Regions from separate parts of the Homo sapiens genome. Here region 2 is linked to region 1. Evidence: read pairs that join two places in POLR2A ChIA-PET (ENCODE). Cell type or tissue: GM12878. All regions are shown on one strand. Links, peaks and the distances in the headings refer to the core of each region. The heading gives the core; the rest is flanking DNA.

Evidence for each region. Peaks named below come from ENCODE experiments on the same cell type or tissue, not always from the same donor. Only the 100,000 strongest peaks of a DNase experiment are listed, where the experiment ranks them.
Region 2: POLR2A ChIA-PET joins it to region 1 with 5 read pairs; 5 of 35 experiments call an interaction of 5 or more read pairs at or near these places.

The regions. Positions count from the first base shown.
Region 1 is chr4:99,845,881-99,856,390 of GRCh38, reverse strand. It overlaps DAPP1 (dual adaptor of phosphotyrosine and 3-phosphoinositides 1), which reads right to left. Exons shown (of 9, transcript NM_014395.3): 4 at 3,043-3,173. Among named protein-coding and RNA genes, the nearest start is that of DAPP1, 34 kb to the right of the region's middle. In GM12878, for the core only: no CTCF peak of the experiment used is centred there; DNase peaks (open chromatin) are centred at 4,096, 5,100, 7,750 and 8,820; H3K4me3 peaks cover 2,730 bases; H3K27ac peaks cover 5,425 bases.
Region 2 is chr4:99,569,452-99,579,961 of GRCh38, reverse strand. MTTP (microsomal triglyceride transfer protein) reads right to left here and starts at 5,138. Exons shown (of 18, transcript NM_001386140.1): 1 at 4,992-5,138. The coding sequence starts at 5,052. In GM12878, for the core only: no CTCF peak of the experiment used is centred there; DNase peaks (open chromatin) are centred at 4,741 and 4,852; H3K4me3 peaks cover 297 bases; H3K27ac peaks cover 447 bases.

The DNA.
Region 1 (10,510 bases), core at 1,738-9,737:
CCTGCAGCACTCTTTCCACATCTTGACATGAGTCACTCCTTCCCTTCAGTGAAATCTCTTACTAATGGTTCCTCCTCACAGAGGCCTCCCTTGCTTCCCTCTTCTCCCCTTATCCTACTTTTTCTTTTCATGATGTATTACTGTCTGGTATCAGATTACTGCATTGATTATTGTCTGTGATCTTCACTAGAATGTGAGCTCAGTGAGGGGAGGAGGACCTTTGTCAAAATTACTGCCAAACTCCCAGTGCTTAAAACAGTTCTGAGTGTATTGGAAGCACTTTAAAAAAAAAAAGTTTGTTTAATAAATGAATTAATTAAATTTAATCCTATCATGGGAACTCAATGCTATGTTGTTTATAAGACATAAATAGCAATTTCCCCAAATGCAGTTACTAAAAGATGTTAAACAGTTATACACAGTCATCTGCATTTCTGGGCAGTGGGGCATCTTTCACTTTCGCTTCAAACAAGAAGTTCTTTTAATTCTCTTCCTCCACTGCTAGACCTTGAGCAAGAACTACACCCCAAAAAGAAAATGCAGAAGTTTGAAAACCCTCAGGGCTCTCAGGCTGGAGATGGAGGTGCAGCATCATGTAGCCATTTGGGGTAGCAAATGAAGGCTTAGAACTTGTGTTCAATAAGGGACAAGAGCATTCTGATCAGACCAGAACTCTTTCCCCAGCAGCTATACTGGTCCAGTCACCAATGATTCCCCAATGAGAAGTAATGAGAAACATTTCAGATCCTCTAGGAAACCTTTACATTTTTTTTGTCCATAGTGATGTACAATCAACTTCATAAGCTTGTCATTATATAGTGTGAGTTCAAGTCATTGTCAACCAATCACTCACCACTATTTTAAAAACTCCATTTTAAAAGAGGTGAATCCATCTGATAGCTGGAGTGAGAAAAGAAGGTAAGTAACAAGGTTTCCAGAATGTGCTTTAAAGAGGTTTATTTCTGCATAAGGATACTATATCTTCTGCTCACACCAATCTCACAAATTAGGTATTATCTGCATTTTATTGCCGATAAAGAACACGCTTAATAGGACATGGTTTGTTTGACCTTGAGTGGAGATCTTTAGGGGAAGTGTAGCAGAGGAGAATGTGAAGTTAAACTAACAGGGCAAATGAAAGAGATGTTGAAGTGACTGGTGATCTATATTAAGGGTAAGGGTGGGTAAAGAGGAAATTATGAAGGGACTGGACAACTGGAAAACAAGAATTGGTTGCAGAGTAGATCTTGATTTGTTCTTTGGTCTTTTCTGCCTTTGGACTATTTATTGTCTTGCACTCCTAAATTTCTCAAGTTCTGAGTTCTTGATGCCTTCTCCCCCACTTCTAACAAAGCCAAAATAACTTTCTCAGTCAATTTTCAGGATTTTTATTTCTGAGGAGATGTAGCACTGCAATGAATATGTAAGATGTGCCATGAGCCAGGCTAGGCTGTAAAGCTGCAAGGACAAGCAATGATTCATGTACTTAGATGTTTCTGGCTGGTGGGGAGGGCAGAGAGATGTGAAGGTAATTAGCCCACAGCATGGTAATTTTAGAATAAAGGCAAACAGAGGGTGCTCTGGAGCACAGAAGAGGAGCATTGTAAAAGAAGCTAGTGGGGGTGAAGAAAGGCTTCCTGGAAGATAATGATCCGTGATACCAGTCTTGAGGGATGAGTAGATAGCAATGGTGTTGGCAGCATTTCAGATGTAGGGAGAGGAGAAAGAGCACAATGTTGAGAGAGACAGGTTTCACAGTGTGAGTGTGGGAGTAGCATGAGATGAAGACAGAGAGGCAAGCAGGGTCCAGGTGGGCCATGAACACAAAAGGCATCACCAAAGGATGTAAAGCAGAGGTCATGTGGCAAGCCTTCTTTTTAAGAAAGATCTCTCTGGTCAAGGGTAGAGAAAAGTACTGCAGATATAGAAAGTTACACTTATTTTAATATAATTTGTAGCTGAATATCTTCAAGTGATTATTTTTCAAGTGTCATGATTACTATCCAGAATTAGTTCTTGATATTTATTTGGGTATTATCTTCTTTATCATCTGCCCAAATAGAGGTTTCTTATACCAGGAGTATTCAGCAAACAAGGAAGAGACAACAAATAGAAGGGCCTTCAGAATAATGAAGGGAAAAGGGTGTTGGAGAGGAACCTCTGCAGAGTCACAGTTCACAGAACAAACATAAATGGACTCTTGGACAAACAATGAGTGCTCCAATTGCACTGAAATTGAACAATGGCTCACGTTGCAAAGAAGCACAAGTGTTTTCTGTCTGTAAACTTCAGTCAGTAAAGGAAAAAAAGCTAGAAAAAATAATACCCTGAGTTTTTATAGTAAAGGTGGAGAATATTTGTCTTCCATAGATAGTTGAAATATTTAAAAAAATATATTTTCTTAATATAAGAAAATTGTAGGAGAAAACAGTTTAGAAAACTATGTGAATGCAAACTTCTCTTTTCCATTCTACTTTGAAGTTGTTTGGTTAACTAAGGACAGAGATTTAAGTTCCATTTTCGAAGTATTTAAAATCCTATTACTATTGCATTGCTTTCATTTGTTCGTTTTGAGACAAGGTCTCACTCTGTAACCCAGACTGGAGTGCAGTGGCACAATCACAGCTCACTGCAGCCTCAACCTCCTTGACTCAAGTAATCCTTCCACCTTAGCCTCCTGAGTAGCTGGGACTACAGGTGCATGCCACCATGCCCAGCTAATATTTTTTAAAGTTTGTTGTAGAGATGTTTATGTTGCCCAGGCTGGTCTCCAACTCCTGGGCTCAAGCAATTCTCTTACCTTGGCCTCCCAAAATGTTGGGATTACAGGCATGAACCACCATGTCTGGCTGCATTGTAATTTTTATGATCTACCCAGGACCAGATGAACTGAGTCATAGGCTTCAAATCTCACATTCCTTTCCAAGTTTTATATTCCAAGCTAGAATTTTTATGTGAACAAATACACTCTTATTAACTTTTATTGAACTTGATTGATTTTAGACAGGGAGAGAGCTTGTGGTCACGTTGAAGGTCACTTACAGAAGGTGCTGTGGGCACAAGGTCATCTTCTGTTCTTCCTGTCTGCATTGCTGTGTGAACCCGGACAGATTCATAAATGGAGGGTTCTTCCACTTTTCTTGGGTAGGGATGTTTTAGAACCATCAGAGTGCCTGAATGAAGATGAAAAATATATAATCGAACAGTGTTCCCAGAAGGAAGGTCCAAATGCTAACTGGATAACTGTGGCTGGATTGGAAAGTCTTTTGTTTTTTTCATGTATTCCCTCGCTCATTATCTCAACAGTTATCAAATACCAATTAGGTATAAGGCACTTAAGCTGGACACTGAGATATAAAGCATGATGGAGATGTTCCTTGGCCTCCTGGTGCTCAGAACTGGTAACAGATATGGTCGTTTAAATGAACAGGGTGATGAGACCAATGGCAGCCGTGTGAGCAAAGCATGATAATCATCCCCAGACTGCTTGAAGAACCTTTCCATGAAAGGATTCAGGACAGCTTTCATAAAGGAGGTGACATTTGATTTAGATCTTAAGTAGTAACTGGAAGTTTTCCAGGAAGGCTTTATGAAAGCCATGAGAACAAGACTAAACAAAAGCACTAGGGTAGAGGAAGATCCATTCCATTGCCCTTATTTCCTATCAATCAGTTTCCGAATAAACGTGTAACAAATTAGTGGATTTCAAAAAAGTGAGCATTCTCCCTACTCTCTGATACTACCCAATTAATGAAAGTAACCAAGCAAAGTCTTTGCATTACTAAGTGAACATGACCTGAACAAGCTGGTGCTCACAAGTGATTGCCTCCTTCCCCTTCCATCTGGAGAGGGGAGCCTCCAGGCAGAAAAAGGGCTCAGCCCAGGGGGTCCAGGCATGGGGGGCTGGGGAACTTTGTTCCAAGGGCTCAGAGCAGTTCTGAGTCTATGTTTCTGACATTTCCTTCTTGAAATCCTTCCCTCAATCAATCAGTCAATCAGAAACTAGAAACTAACTACAAAAAGAGGCAACTTAAGGGGATTTTTTTTCTTCTTGCTATGGTTTCTTGCTTTTAATTTTACTAGGGTCTTTTCTATAGCAAGCCTAAGATTGTACCAGACATGGAAGAGATGTAAAGAATTCAGCAATTCATTCAACGAATATTTACAGAGCTTTGCACTCTGCCAGGCACTTGTCTAGGTACTGGGAATGCAATAGCACACAAAGGAGTTTAAATGCTCTTATCGAGCTTATGTTCTAGGTAGAGGAGACAGAAAAAAAATTTAAAAAATATTTTATGTGTGAGAAGTGTTATGGAAAAAATGAATAGGGCATGGTAAAGGGATAGAGAATAGAAAAGGTAGGGTTGGGAGAGGGTGATATTTTACAAGGGTCATCAGGAAGGGCGTCTTTGAAAAGATTTGAAAGATCTGGAGAGTATAGAACCTGAATTAGAGTAAGAGTGAGAAAATGAAAAAGAAAAATGTCTCCTCTGTGGTTAAAAAACACCCTAATGTTAATGATAAATCTACACAAAACAGGCCGGGCACAGTGGCTCACATCTGTAATCCCAGCACTTTGGAAGGCTGAGGTGGGTGGATCATGAGGTCAGGAGATCGAGAGCATCCTGGCCAACATAGTGAAACCCCATCTCTACTAAAATACAAAATAAAAACAAAAATAAATTAGCCGAGCGTGGTGGCAGGCACCTGTAGTCTCAGCTACTCGGGAGGCTGAGGCAGGGAAATTGCTTGAACCCGGGAGGCGGGGGTTGCGGTGAGCCGAGATCGCACCACTGCACTCCAGCCTGAGTGACAGAGTGAGACTCTGTCTCAAAAAAAAAAAAAAAAAAAAAAAACTACACAAAACAAAACCTGTCTATGATACTTGAATACATACAATGTCTGACTGCAAAAACAGAACTGTGGCTTTTGATACTTGGGCCCAGATAAGGTGCTGCTGTAAAATGAAAAGCTGTTGAGAAAAGCCAGAAGAGGGTGTCTGATCTCGACCTCAGAGAAGAATGAAAGCCTCTGGCCCTTCCTCTTTCTGTCTCTCATTGGCATTGCAGCATTGGGATCACAATGAAAAACAGATTTTGCCATTATCAGAACCGTCCCATTCTTGCACATTGTGCTCTCTTTTGTCAATGTGATCTTCCCATAAGAACAGATCCAGTCATATGAGGAGAAGGGGCCGGCTACAGTTTTACAGTCAGAATGAAAGCAGCAGTACCTATATCAAGAGTAGCTGCTGTGCAGGCTCAGGGGCTCTGTGAACACAGTGCTCACATTGTAGATGCATGGTAAATTCAGCGCTGGCTCCCAACCCTAAGAAACACTCCCAGTGATGTGCTTCATAGTCACTCTGGACCCTTGGAAAGAGCACTGGATGCACAGGCAGAGGAACAGGGTTCAATTGTCACTACCGCCATTCAGTACTTATCGGCCTTGGACAACCATTACAAGCTTCTGCTCCTTACTAGTGAGAATAATTATGCTTCCTTCAGAAGGCACCAAATAAATGTTTGTGGGAGAATGATAACATATTAGATATTATTATTCTTTGACAGAATATTTTTAAATCCTTAAATAAAATTTGAATGATTGCATCTTTGGGGACATGGATTTTGAAATCTTAAAAAAGACCTAGACGCAACATTCTGCTAGGAATAAAAATGGTGGTAGTCTAGTAATCACTACTTGTGATTAACTATAGTTAAATTGGTGCCTCTCAAACACTTTCACCTTACAGAAGAGGAGAGGGGAACTGAAGCCTAGGGATCAAAGCAGCTCCCAAATTAGATACATTTTGAACTCTTATACTTTATCTTCAAAGTTGATGCTTAATTTTCATTCTACTTCATATATTTAATACTTAATATGAAAATAATGCTTTAAATGACACTCCAGAAAGATGTACTTAGTTGATACGACCAGGCACACACTTCACATAATAATACCTGTGTTAATTTTTTTTTTTTGAGGCGGAGTCTTGCTCTGTCACCCAGGCTGGAGTGCAATGTCACGATCTCAGCTCACTGCAACGTCTGCCTCCCAGGTTCAAGCGATTCTCCTGCCTCTGCCTCCCAAGTAGCTGGGAATACAGGCATCCACCACCACACCGGGCCAATTTTCGTATTTTCAGTAGAGACGGGGTTTCGTCATGTTGGCCAGACTGGTCTCGAACTCGTGACCTCAGGTGATCCACCCGCCTCGGCCTCCCAAAGTGTTGGGATTACAGGCGTGAGCCACTGTGCCTGGCCTAATTTTTTATTGCTATTGTAGCAAATTGCCACAAACATAACAGCTTAAAACAACTCAGATTTATCATCTTACAATTCTGGAAGTCAGAAGTTCGAAATGGGTCTCACTAGTCTAAAACTGGCAAGGCTGCTTTCCTAGTGGAGGCTCTAGGGAGGATTCATTCCTTTGCATTTTCCAGCTTTCAGAGGTGCCCTCATGTCTTGACTTGTGGCCATTTTCCTCTGTCTTCAAAGCCAGTAACAGCCAGTCAGATCCTTCTCCTGCTGCCATCTTTCTGGTTCTCTCCCTTCTGGCTCCCTACTACTTATGAGGACCCTGTCAATTACAGTGGTCTTACTTAGACCATCTAGGATAATCTCCCCACCCCAAAGTTATTTGATCAGCTGCCTTAATTCCATCTGCAAACTTAATTCCCTCTTGCCATGTAACAATATATTCACAGGTCCAGGGAGACATGTGGACGTCCTGTGGGGGCATTATCCTCCTACCACAGTATCAGTCCCTGGAGGAGAAATAGCCACCGGGGCCAGTTGCGCTGCAGGGTAAGGATCTCTGGGCTGGGCTGCTGCCTGAGCCTGCAGTGCTGTCACCTCTTGGTATTAGACAGCCACTGCCTTTCCAACGTGTGCATTTCCAACCTCTGTGAGCCTCTTCAGCGCACCTATCAGTCAAATTTATCTTTGTATCCCTACCACTTGATAGAGTTTCTGACATAATGAAGGCAGATGAGTGAATGAATTAATGAATGAATGCTACAGTAATGCAGGCTTGAACCAAGAAAGAACCTGGGATGAACCAGCCTCCCAGGTCCACAATTCTCCAGGCCTGAGGCAAGAAAGGACAATAACCGCAGGCATAACTTTTCAAATCTCTGTTGGAGGAACCCAAATTCTATTTTGAAAACCTCCTCTAAAGTTTAATTCAACAAAAGTAAAACAAAGGAAAATGGCATTGAGTCAACCAAGAGAGTAAAACTGACTGTAGATTGATTTTAACTAGTAACCCCACAAATGAGGCTAAACTAAATTGTGAGATGAAGATGACAAAGTACTTATAAAACGGCAACTTATACTGATAAAAATCTGGTGTCCTAAAAGACAGTTCTCCTTAGATGACTATTCTTGCCCAAGGAAGAGCCAATATACAGACTTCTTGGCATGGCTGTGAGGCTTAATGATTTCCCCTTCTGCAGAGATTGTACCTCCCAGTATACAGAGATAGGTTCCCTATAACCATGTTATACCTCCAGACCTGGCCCGGCCCTCGAATACCTGACCTGGTCACACTAATTGGATTCACTTCTTGGGGATCCACTTAATTGCTTCTCTAGAGAGAAGGTCCACCAACTCAATTTCTGAACTACATGAAGTAGACTATTGTTTCCTGCCTTTGACATGAAACCTGGTTTCAGAAAGGCTGAGCGGAGGTACACTTCTGAGACGATCAGAGATGAATCAAGACAGACACATCAATTGACTGAAAGCCTCAGACTTGCCATGATTACTAAGCAGATTCCTTGTTGTCTCTTGGTTGTTCAACTTGCCCTTAAATTCTGGGAGGGTATATTGTTAATATCCTTTTAAAAAATTCTGCTCCTGGGCAGGGCGCGGTGGCCCATGCCTGTAATCCCAGCACTTTGGGAGGCCGAGGCATACGGATCACAAGGTCAGGAGATGGAGACCATCCTGGCTAACACGGTGAAACCCCGTCTTTACTAAAAAAAATACAAAAATTAGCCAGGCGTGGTGGCATGCGTCTGTAGTCCCAGCTACTTGGGAGGCTGAAGCAGGAGAATCCCTTTAACCCGGGAGGCGGAGGTTGCAGTGAGCCGAGATCGTGCCACTGCACTCCAGCCTGGGCAACAGAGTGAGACCCCATCACAAAAAAAAAAAAAAATTCTGCTCCTGTTCCCTGTTCTTGTACCCTACTCACTTAAAAACAAAATCAAAAACAAGACCAAAAAAACCCAGCTAGCCAGAGCTGGTTTCTGTCATTTCCAATCAAAAGAAACTTATCAGCCGGGCGCGGTGGCTCATGCCTGTAATCCCAGCACTTTTGGAGGCCGAGGGGGCGGATCATGAGGTCAGGAGATCAAGACCATCCTGGCCAACATGATGAAACCCCGTCTCTACTACAAATACAAAAATTAGCCGGGCATGGTGGCGCATGCCTGTAATCCCAGCTACTCGGGAGGCTGAGACAGGAGAATCGCTTGAACCAGGGAGTCAGAGGTTGCAGTGAGCCGAGATGGCGCCACTGTACTCCAGCCTGGCAACAGAGTGAGACTCTGTCTCAAAACAAACAAACAAACAAACAAACAAACAAACTTATCTACTGTCGCTACCACAGACTCTTAATACTTTGCCTCCAAGGTCCAAGTTAGTGCCTCAGCTCGGGAAGAAAGGGACCCTGGGTTACTGAGATTCAGACCAAATGAACTCCAGGACTCAGCTGGGAGATTTAGAAAAAGGCAACAGGAGGCAGGGGTAGCAGAGCAAGAAGAATGAGGAAGACCAGTAACCACAGGCCTTGGAAACTTGGCTATAAGTTTCACTTCAGTTTCTGAACTACGTAAAGGTGACTATTGTTTCCTGCCTTTGACATGAAACCTGGTTTCAGCCATGCTTAGCGGAGGTATGTTTTTGAGATGATCAGAGCTGGACCAAGGCAGGCATTTCCATTTACTTTGACTGAATGGTAACTTACAGTTATGTGTAAGAGTTACATATATAACTGTATGCAATAATATGAAATTGCATTGAAGGACCCTTTATCTTGTATTCCAGCAGGAACTCAGAAAGAGAGTAAGAACAGTCTCAATTCTTAGGCATTGGTTTGGTATCTGAAATAGAGTGTAGCACAGGGTACACAAAACTCCTAAAGAAAAACTTTTGTTTAGAGTATTTATTTTATGCAGTGAGGTCAGTGCTTATTCATCAGGTACCCCAGCTAGCCTGTAAGGTGTTTGAAGGCAAGAATAATATCTGATTTATCTTTCTATGTTATCAGTGGCTCACAGGGCCATTTCACTCAAAACATTTTGTTGAATTAAATTAAAATCAGATCATGTCCATCCGTGTTTCATTACTGCCCTCAGGTTCAGAAAATAAGCTCTGCAACTGGCATAATGAGTTCCTCTCTCCCCTCCTTCCAATGAGAAGTAGATTTCTTGGGGTTGGTGGGAGAGAATAGGGTTATTCAAGATCTTTTTCCTTCCTTCTTTGCCACCTGCTCTGCAAATGGACTTTAAGCCTTGTTCATTTACATGTGAAGGGGTTTTAATATTTAATTTCCAGTCTCATAGGGTGAAGTGCACTGAACTAGGAGAGACATACCAGTTAGTCAGTGTAGGAGAAAATTCTGTTCAAATATCCAAGTCAAGTCACTATTTTTGGAGTGCTCACTTGATTCTACCACTTATATGAGTCCACTATGGAACTAGATTAAAGTTTGAAGAGGACATCACAAACATTTGATAAATGCAAATTCAATTGTCCCTAAACTAATTCTTTATTATTTATCAAAGAACGTACAGCTTTTGCATAGAATCTGATGGAATTAATAACCATAAAAGCATTTTATTAAATATGAATAATAATTATTGAATACTTATACTATGCTAAGAATCATTCCAAATGTCCTATGTGCCTAATTTCATTCAATCTTCACAATAAGTCATTAAAGTATGAGCTACTACCATCTAATCAGTTTCATAAGATGATGAAACTGAAGCTCAGAGAGATTATTTAACTTACCTGAGGAGACACACAGAGCCGGCAAATGGCAGAGGCTGGAGTTGAAACTTAGAATTTGTGTGTTTACTCATTATACCATAATTATTCTCAGCCTCAATCTAGTCACCATGGAAACTTCTAGGGCATGTGAAATACTGTGCTGTATTGTGGGCAAGAGTTGACATGTATAAATCAAAGTTTGAAGAAATTGATTCTTTAGGAGGCAGCTTGAGAAAGGAGATGTGAGTTTTTGCTTCCCCATTTCTAACCAGGCCTCAGTTTCTTCATTTATAAAGGAAAAATGCAATAGTCCCTGAGCTCCCTTTCAATTCTAACATCCTGTAAATCTAACTAAGCATACAGGCCCAAATAAGGGGAAAAAAACATCGAGAAGCTTCATTACCAAATGCTTGTACTGCTTCCTGTAAATGTACAATATTCATTTGAAATACTTTGTTCCTGCTGTCATTTGATCTTACCTCTCATTTTCCCTTTCTTTCAGTTTCTCTCTC
Region 2 (10,510 bases), core at 1,166-9,165, 280 kb after region 1:
AGGCTCAAGTGATCCTCCCACCTCAGCCTTCTGAGTAGTTGGGACCACACACTCACGCCACTAAGCCCAGTTAATTTTTATATTTTTGTAGAGATAGGGTTTTGCCTTGTTGGCCAGGCTGGTCCTGAACTCCTGAGCTCAAGCAATCCACCCACCTCACCCTCCCAAAGTGCTGGGATTACAGGTGTGAGCCACCGCACCCAACCAGCAGACAAAGTTTCTACCTTTTGTAAATTTAATACCCTTTGTAAATTTTCTACCCTTTGTAAATGTAAATTGGAAGGTACATTTAAATGCGATGGAGAAGGGCAATAAAAAAATGAGTACATAAGCAAGTTATATAGTATGATAGAAGTGCTCATAAAGAAAACTGAAGCAGGAAAGGGAATGGAGATGCTGAGAGAAAAACCTCTGTGGAAAGGTGACATTTTGGACAAAGGTTTTCGGTGAGCTACATGGATATCTGTGGGAAGGGCATCCCCCTCCCCCAACTCCTACCCTTTCTACCCCTTCCCCTCACAGAGGAAACAGCAAGTGCAAAGGCCCCGAGGAGGGCTCCTGCAGGTGTAATGGAGGAAGAGCAGGGAGACCAAAGAGGCTGGAAATAAATAAGTAAAAGACACAGTGAAGGAGACAAGGTAAAGGAGGTACCTATGGGTGGCAGGAAGATTTGGGGAGTTTGAGTGAGATGGGACGCTGCCATAGAATTTTGGGTAGTGAAGTCACATAATCTGTCGAACCTTCAAAGAAAAGGGACAAGCATTTTCATAGGAATCAAGAAGAGCCAGGAGAAGGAAGTATGAAAGGATCTATGTGTATACACAAAACCAAGCTGTGTCCAAGCACCAAGTCAGGCAGAAACTGAGGTGTGAGACACAGAAGGCAAAGAGAGTCAGGAAAAACCTTGAAGGGGATGAAGACTGGGATTCCCTCTTATCTCTATGTCTTCTGCATTGTAATTGGGGACTCTATAGCGGGTTCAAATACTGGCTTTCTGGTCAGGAAAAATATTTCGGTCAGGAGGCCTTCTTTTTATGACACCTATCAAATTCCACATAGGGCATAAAGGAAATACATGTTGTCTTATCTAATCCTCAGAGCAATTCTGAAAAGTAAGCATTGTGTGACAGCAGATAGAAGCTGACCCCAAGTTCAACCCAACATAGCAAATATAATGCAGATTTGATGTTTAAATTTACCAAAATCCAAGTTCTGTGGACTATATTAAGGTGTCCTCTGGTTAAAATAACTACGAAACATTTGTAGGAAGGTAACCTTTCTTAAATTCCAAAGCTTTCCAAACTATTATGTTATTCACTTCTTTTCTTACCTCTACTTTACTGGCCATATAATAAATCAATTTTTGACTATGAGTAGGAAATGTTAAAGCACAGAAAAGAATGGGCCCTTTATTCCTCCAAACTGTTTCCTACCTCTTTCAACAGGAGATAAAGCCTAAAACGGTTCAAATAAGGTGGACTGTGCTAGAGTGTCATCCTCTTATACTTTCCTTTTTGATAAGTATTTCTCTGTTTATGCTTTGCAGAGATCTGGCAACACTGGGCATTGGGGCATGTCCCATTTATATTGTTGACTTAATTCCTTTTGTAGGATAGTGCTCTTCAGAGTATGTATAGTAATATTTTTTGATAACTGTTGTTAGATAAAACCAAAACAGAAAGTAATATTAGCCAAAAAAGTCAGAATCTCTTTCATTTGCCCTTCAAGTGCATTTAGAATTTTTAAGTGACTTAAAAGCAACAAAACTGTTAGTTTTGAATCTTCAAGAAATATTTTTTAAATACTCCTTTGTCAGATTTATATGAGTACAATCACTGATAACTGGCTTAGTCAAGAAGACAAAGCAGAGCTGAGTTATTGGTGAGGTTTGAAGAGACATGCAGTGATGATAAGGGTGATAGGTAATGGCATTTATGAACCCAACAGAAAACTAAAGGGTCAGAAGTTAAAAAAGAAGATGAAGGGTAAGAAGAAAAAAGAACTGGAAGATGATTAATAAAAATTGACTAAAAAGTAAGGGTGGGGTGAGGGATTGAGAGAAAGACTGGAAATGAAGGAAGTGTACAGGTTTAAAGGTGACAAAATTAAATAGAAGGTAAAAATACTATATAAGGAAAACACAGAGAAGGCGCTGAAAATAGTCCAACCATGACAAAGTATAATTAAGAAAAAGTAGGGAAAACTTGAGTCTTTAGAAAGTTCACACAGCAAATCATATAGATGTGCTCTTTTATCCTAATCCTAATACCCTCTTCAGATTCCAATCTGCCATTCAATTTTCCTTTTTCTTTTCTTCCTTCCTTTCTTTCTTTTCTTTCTTTTTTTTTTTTTTTTTGAAACAGAGTTTCGCTCTTATTGCCCAGGCTGGAGTGCAATGGTGTGATCTCAGCTCACTGCAACCTCCACCTCCCAGTTTCACGCAATTCTCCTGCCTCAGCCTCCTGAGTAGCTGGGATTACAGGCATGCGCTACCATGCCTGGCTAATTTTGTGTTTTTAGCAGAGATGGGGTTTCTCCACGTTGGTCAGACTGGTCTCGAACTCCCAACCTCAAGTGATCTACCCACCTTGGCCTCCCAAAGCGCTGGGATTACAGGCATGAGCCACCACACCCAGCCTCAATTTTCTTTAGATTCTAACCTGCCCTTCAACATCCACCCAGATCTGAGGATTTACCAAACAGTTGCATTGGTAATTTAGAGATGAGTTTTGAGGCAATGAGGCATGGGATCCCCAAATTTTAAATGGACTGATTTTAAGGTAAACTCTTCACAAGTTGTTTGCTAATTAATGTCAGTTGTTACAAGGGCAAAGAATCTATAATTAAATCATGGTACCATAATGCAAAAAGTTATTCCATCTAGGTAAAGAAGCTCTCAAGTTGTACACTTTTAATTTATGATATCAGCATAAGCAACGTACCATGATGCTGATGAAGCTTAAGCTCTCTTGCCCAGGATCCTTCCAAAGACTCCAGAAGTGGACCCTAGCAATGTATCCACATGCCATATCTTTTTCAGTAACCTTTGCAATAGTAAGATATTTTTGTAATCTTTTCTCAAAAGTGGCCCCTAAATTATATATGTTTCAAGCTTTAAAAATCTAGATTTACTACTAAGCTTGTTTACAATAAACTGTAGCTACCTATAATATTCTAAACCACATTTTCTCATTTATGCCATTTCCCAATTATGCCATTGTCTAGTGTATGTGTATATTTAAATTTTTTTTTTTTTTTTTTTTTTTTGAGACGGAGTCTCGCTCTGTCGCCCAGGCTGGAGTGCAGTGGCGGGATCTCGGCTCACTGCAAGCTCCGCCTCCCGGGTTCACGCCATTCTCCTGCCGCAGCCTCCCAAGTAGCTGGGACTACAGGCGCCCGCCACTACGCCCGGCTAATTTTTTGTATTTTTAGTAGAGACGGGGTTTCACCGTTTTAGCCGGGATGGTCTCGATCTCCTGACCTCGTGATCCGCCCGCCTCGGCCTCCCAAAGTGCTGGGATTACAGGCGTGAGCCACCACGCCCGGCCTTAAATTTTTTATAAGTATATTTGAAAACATGAGGTCACCCAATGTTCTAGTTTATAAAATGGGAAAACAGGAGAAGCTCATGATAAGTACCATGTCTCAATTATTTTTCTCAAAATACTTATGGTATTAGGTTTGATACTATGGTATTTAAATCACACATATTTTGACTACTCAACAGTTTATTTGGCAGATGAAATAGTAAGTCCTCTATATAACACTCTCAGTCAGATATAATTTATAAATCTTCTTCTCATTAAAAAATTTCTTTTGTCCAAGTAAGAACTGTATGTTTAAATAGTAAATATTTAGAAATTGGTGAAAATATTTTCTTTAGTTCAAGAACCTACAGTGTGATTTGCTGAGGTGAATTGGTTTAAATTTAACCCTCTATTGCTCCAATAATGAAGATTAGGTTTTTTTCCTCATGTGGAAATTTTCTACACAAAAAATCCTGAGGCAAACTTTACTTTAATATCAAAAGCCACATTTATCCCTAACAGGTTTTATAAGTTTATAAGTGAATTGTTTTCTATCAATTACTTAGAGTACATGGTTTTAAAATTGGTCCCTATAACGCTATGTTGTTATATCAATTGGTTTTTAACAGTGTGTCTTCCTAAGAAACTAAAAAGTGATCATTTTACACAATGCAGCATTTGGAAAACCGATGTTTATAATGTAGCTGATCTGAAACATGATTCTATATTAATACACTTCACAACAGTTTTATGAAACCATTCCTCATAAAATGTTTTTTCACTTGCCTTTTCAATGGTATTAATTCATATGTATTTTTAAAATTAATTTCATCTTAAAATAGAAACTGTAAGTAGCAACATTATTTTTCCAAAGATAATGTCTTATTTCTTAAATCTGTATCAGGAAATTTAATTTTCTTTAATTCACTATGAATTCTATCATTTTTTAATTGTAACGGAATTAAATATATGTTGTGCCATTTCATTCATAATTCTTTGGCAAATCAAATGCCTTTTTCATTGGGTCTAATTCTTCTTGAGGTCACATTGCTAAGCAACTAAAAGAAAATTTAAGAACTCGGTTTTTAAAAAAAATCCTCATTTACAATTCAAATGAAGGAGCTGCATTCAATGTGACCAACAACAGCAGGTAACAATAGTGGGTATCTTTTTTCCTTCTTTTAAAAACAGACCATGAATGAGAAATTGAAGCAAGAACACACTGGTCTGAGGAACTGAAACTAAAAGAAATATCTGTTTTCTTAATGTTTGTAGGGATTTGAATTTGGTTTTCATTTCAACTCAGCCATGCTTTCACAAACATTCCAAAGTTACATGGTTTTGAAGATAGTTTAGTCAGAAACTCTTTCACTATTCACTCACACAAACACACACACACGCACGTATCTGCCTCCAACTCCAAAGATGGAAATTAAAGTTTAGCAAAAGGCAACACAAACTTACCTTTAACAGAAGCTGAATATGAGGAAATGAAGCAGAGAAAAAGCACAGCAAGAAGAATCATATTGACCAGCAATCCTCAACTGCATCCAGTGCCCAGCTAGGAGTCACTGAGAAGTGGACTCTTTCAATGGCAGCCAGTGAGGGAGTGACCCTCTTCAGAACCTGCAACAATCATGTTTATCTTTGGGGAAAGGTCAGACTCCAAACTCCAAAATCAGGACCTAAGTTCACTGAAGGGCTCACTATTAATGATTAAACGTAGGTGGGCTGCAGTTTTCAGTCTCTCACTCTTTTTAATTTTTTTCACCCAATGAGGAAACTTTAAATGTTTTCACTTTTGAGAGCTAAACCAAACCAGTCTACCATCCTATAAATGCAGAAGTACTGAGGGGCATTCAAAGAAAAAAACTGGTGGTGATACTTCTTTCTGCTTAATACATAATCATCATTATGCCTGTAATAGTAACTGCCTATATTCACATTACAATACTATGTGGGAGGGTAGTAAGGATTCTCAAACTCTGCTAAACCTAACCAAATTTTAATTTTTCTTGTATGGACATCTTTGAATTTTTATGCTATTATAAAAAATTCACACTGAATTTTAGGATTTAAATTTAAACTGTTAATTCATACCACCACCAATCACTTCAAAATAATGTTAAAGTAGATAGAACTTTCATGAAACATAGATGATTGTCCTTATGTGTGAAACTGTATGAGGTTGGAGCAAATCAGCATTGTCTGTCATTAGCACACTAGCAAGCCAATTATTTCATAGTAGACCTCTATTTGTGTCTGTGACAACACACATTTGTCTGAGTTCCCAAACAGGCTGGATGCAGTCCTGTCCTTTCTGAATCTCATTTCTAGGAAGAGATTAAGAGGGGGAATTCCAGATCTTAGTTCTTTTGCTACAGAATATTAATTAGAAAACTTCTGTAGAATTAAAGCAAATACCCTAGTATGGCTAAGGCCATACTAACTGAAGCAATCCTTGTCCCTGGAAACTCCCATGAGAGAGACCTGATATGAACAAAACCTACTAACCCTACTAGAGCACATAAAGCCTGCTAAACCTACTAAACCTATAAAATGAGGTGACTTAGGCCGCCTGTGGGAATGTTTTGGCAAAGAAGGGAAAAAATGTGCCAGCAAAGGGCTATTTGAATGTATTTAAAAATATTTATGGCCATATTTTAGTATAAAATGAATTCTTAAATCTATCCTGGTCACTCTCAAAACCCTTTTCTCAAACCGTAACCTTGAGCTTAAATCTTCCAGACAATCTAGGTAAAAGATAGTAGACTTGATACAGACACAATGCAATTTAAAATGTAAAAATCTACAAAGTTAAGCATATTTCCTCTTGAATTATATATATGAAGATCGAAACATGAAAATTGTTTGTTCTTCTATTGGGATTAGAATTTCATTTGCTGTCACAAATTTTGTATAAAAAATATAGCTATAGTACCTAGCAAAAATAAATTGTTTGGTTGGAGAAACCCCCTTAAGTTATAAATACGAAGTTTTCCGGGAGTTAAACAGAAAAGTAGCTTTGTTAAAGAAATATAAGTTTTTATGAAGAGTAGGGATTTTGAATACAAGGCAATGTGAAAGTGCTTTGTTACTTTCCATTTGAATAGATTTCTACAGTTTGCCACAATTTCTGTGATACATACATAGGGATATAAAATCATTATAGTCACTTGAACTTTACTTACATATTTATTTAAATTAAAAGCTAGTTTGTATTGTATTTGATTGTATGAGAGCTGTCCTTATGTATTTTCATTTGAGGCTCACAGTTACAAGACCTTTAATGTTTGTGGTTAGGCTATGTGGTGCATGATACGTGCCCTTCGGGTAAAGTACTATTCGTTGTCAAGTGTTTTCCAGAGTCCAACCAATAAAAGACATATCACTATTGCCTAACAAACTAAATTCTATTTCATTTGAGCATTTGATTTCCACTAGAAAGCTCCTATGAGTCACTGTATTAAGTAGCAATTTCAACATAAGATGTTCAAATAAGGCTGCTTCTGCTGGTTATAAATAACATCATCCTTTTATAAAATATAAACATAACTTTTTTCTTTTTACAAGGACATTTTAGAAAAGACTTCTGGAGATTGTTTCATTACAGATGACATAAGAATGCCAAAGCCTTTCCAAATTCAGTAAACTCTGTGTATCGAAGAAGTATGCTCTTCTGTTACTGTTGATCGTCCACAGCAAACACTGTGCAAACATGTGAGCACTACCTCCTAAAACTCACCAGCTATTTTACATAATATGTGAAGCAGGGCAGAAGCAAAGCACAGTAAAAAAACAAGAGCTGCCATCTATGGAACAATTACATACTTTGTTAATCACCTTACGTTTTTATAATAATCCTTACAACAGTCATTTGACATATTAGAAAAATGAGTCTCAGATTAATTTACTGAAGTGATATTAGGACTACAGAAAAATAAACCTTGAAACCTAGACCCAAGTATTCTTCTTTGCTTAAAAAAAATTACAGGTGGGGAGTGAGAAAAAAATTGATTTCTTACAGATGACATGCAATTGTTAATTGGGACTGTCTTCATAATAAGTCATCACAATTTTGTATGAAAACTAACAGAGCCCTTGATTTTTGTGAAATTGTGGTTAGACATTCAGGCTGAACATACAGGGGTAAAACTGATCTATGATAGTTAGATCAAAATCAAATGATACATTTCAAAACAATGCTATTGCAATGAAATTCCTTAGGTAGTACATGACACTGTGAAATATTTGCTATACTTCCATTTGCATTGATAAATAAGGAGACTATGAAATAAAGATGGATGATTAATTCCAAAGTACAGTTGTGTTTCTGTTGAGTGTCAGAGGTTGTCAGGAGTTAACGTATTTTCTTAGATTAGAAGACAAATGAACTTCACCCCACTAAAGGTTGGAAGGAAATGTATTACCCTACTAGATATAGAAAGTCAGGATGTATGAAAGCTATGTGAAAAAACAGTCTGTTTATAACATTGAAACACTTTGTTCTTAGAAAGAAGCATGACATTAATGAAAAAAAAATTTAGAAGGACACTTTAAGTTATCCCTACATGGTCATAATAGTTTAAACTCTAAAAGTATTTTCAAATCAATGAGGGAGTTAGCATTTTGAAAGAATCTTGAAAAAATTTCTTAAGTTAAAAATATTCTTAATGTGATGACTTTTTTTATTCCAAGGCAAAATTATATAGGAATACATACAATATTTTGAAAGGTATTGTTTAAAAATTCTCTACGAGAAAATAAAGATTCACTGAATTCCTTATCAAAAGCAAACTTGGTTTGAAACACTGGGAATCTAAAACTCCAAAAAGAACATTCATTTTTCCAAAATAGAGTCACTAACCAAATTTTCTACCCCCTATACATATATACGCACATACAAATTTGACAACAACCAAAAAAATCCTTTGTATCATATCAGTTACCATAAAAGGATTCTAAATTATCTTTGACCACACAAAACTGAATTGCTAGCATTTAAAGGAGAGAATTGATGTAAACTCTTTTAGTAGACTACTGTAAATACAATAAGATTTTAATTTTGATCAGAATAAATTTATCAGACATTTAAAAAAAGAAATTTCAAAACCTAAAATATAATAATATCCAAGTATAAATGCAATTTTCCTTTTAAAGTATATACGATACAACAATTACATTTATGAACTAATTCTTAATATGTAGATATAAAAATATGAATTTATTTGAAGTGGAACAAGAAGCCAATTGTTTTAAATAATTACCAAAATAAGAAAATAAAAAATGTTAAAGAGAGGTCAAGAGATATAGAGGATAGAGTGAGTGGTGCAAAGGCAATATTTGGGGAATATATTTGAAGAATTTCCAAGAACTATTGAAAGGCACTGTATCAGTTCTCCATAGCTACCATAACAAATTACCACAAAACTTAGTGGCTTAAAACAGCAGATTTATTGTCTTATACTCTTGGAGGTCAGAAGTCTAACACTGGTCTCACAGGGATAAAATGAAAGTATTGGCAGGTGTATCCCTTTCTGGAGGCTTTAGGGGAGAATTTGTTTCTTACCTTTTCTAGCTTCTAGAAGCTACCTGCATTCCTTGACTCGTGGTCCCTTCCTGCATTTACAAATCCAGCAAGAGTAAGCTGAATCCTTTTTACTTCATATCACTCTGACCATCTCTTCTGTCTCCCTCTTCCGTTTTATGAATCCTTGTGATTATACTGGGCCTGCCTAAATAATCCAGGATAATCTTTTTACCCTGAGGTCTGTGGATTGGTAACTTTAATTTCATCTACAACCTTAACTTAGACTATCACAGGTTCTGGAGATTAAGACATTTAAGATCTTTGGGGAGCCATTGTCTGCCTATCACAGATACCAATCCACAGATTCACGAGGCTCAATAAGTCTTAAGCAGGATAATTTTTAAAACACACATACACACAAGTAGATACATCATAATTAAACTGCAGAATATCAGAGAGAGAGAGAAGATATTTAAAGGAACTAGATAGAGAGGACAGATTATTTTCAAGAAGAAAGAGAAGCAGACAACTACTAAATTATTAACAGTATCAATGAAAATTAGGAGACATTAGAATGTTGTCTTCAATGTGCTGAGAGAAAATACTTGTGAATTAAGTATTCTATATATATTCTGTAAAGATGTCTTTTAAGTATAAACTTGAAATAGAGATTTTCCAGAAAAACTAAAACTGAAAATTTACCAGTAAAGGACTCCTCCAAATGACATCTTTAAAAATCTGCTTCAATTAGAAAAAAATTGACCCCAGATAAAATCTGAGATGCAAGAAGGGATGAAGAGCAAAGAAAGTATGGTGGAGAAACACACTGGCTCTTAATAACAGTGTCTTGTGGAGTTAGGCATAAAGTGCACAAAAAAAAAACATTAAAAATGGTGTCACAAGGAACTTTGTGGTATAGTGAAAATTTGGATACCATGTTTGGTTAATGACAAAAATAGTTCAATAAATTATGGCGTATCAATTCAACAGAATTCCATGAAGCCATTTTAAAATAATACTATAAAAGTGTGTATTTTGTATAGTTTGGTATATGTAAATATGTAAACTTGTAAATATAGTATATTTACCATATCTTAGTAAGTAAAGGAAGCAGTCTGGTAAACAGCAGATGTAGATATGGTTTGAGATTTCTTGTTTAAACAATATACATACATATGAGCACAGAAAAAGGATTAGAACAATATTCACTGAACACCTTAATAATTATTATCCCTGAGAGACGGAATATAGTTTGTGCTTGCATTTTCTTTTTTTGCCATTATATTTTCTCACATTGTATAATGTATATGTTACTTTAAAATAGGTTTATTGTTTATAACAGTTTTAGATTTACAGAAAAATTGCTAAAATAACACAAAGATTTCTCATATAGCCTGCACAGTTACTTCTGTTAATAACTTACATTAGTGTAGTTGATTTGTTATTATTAATA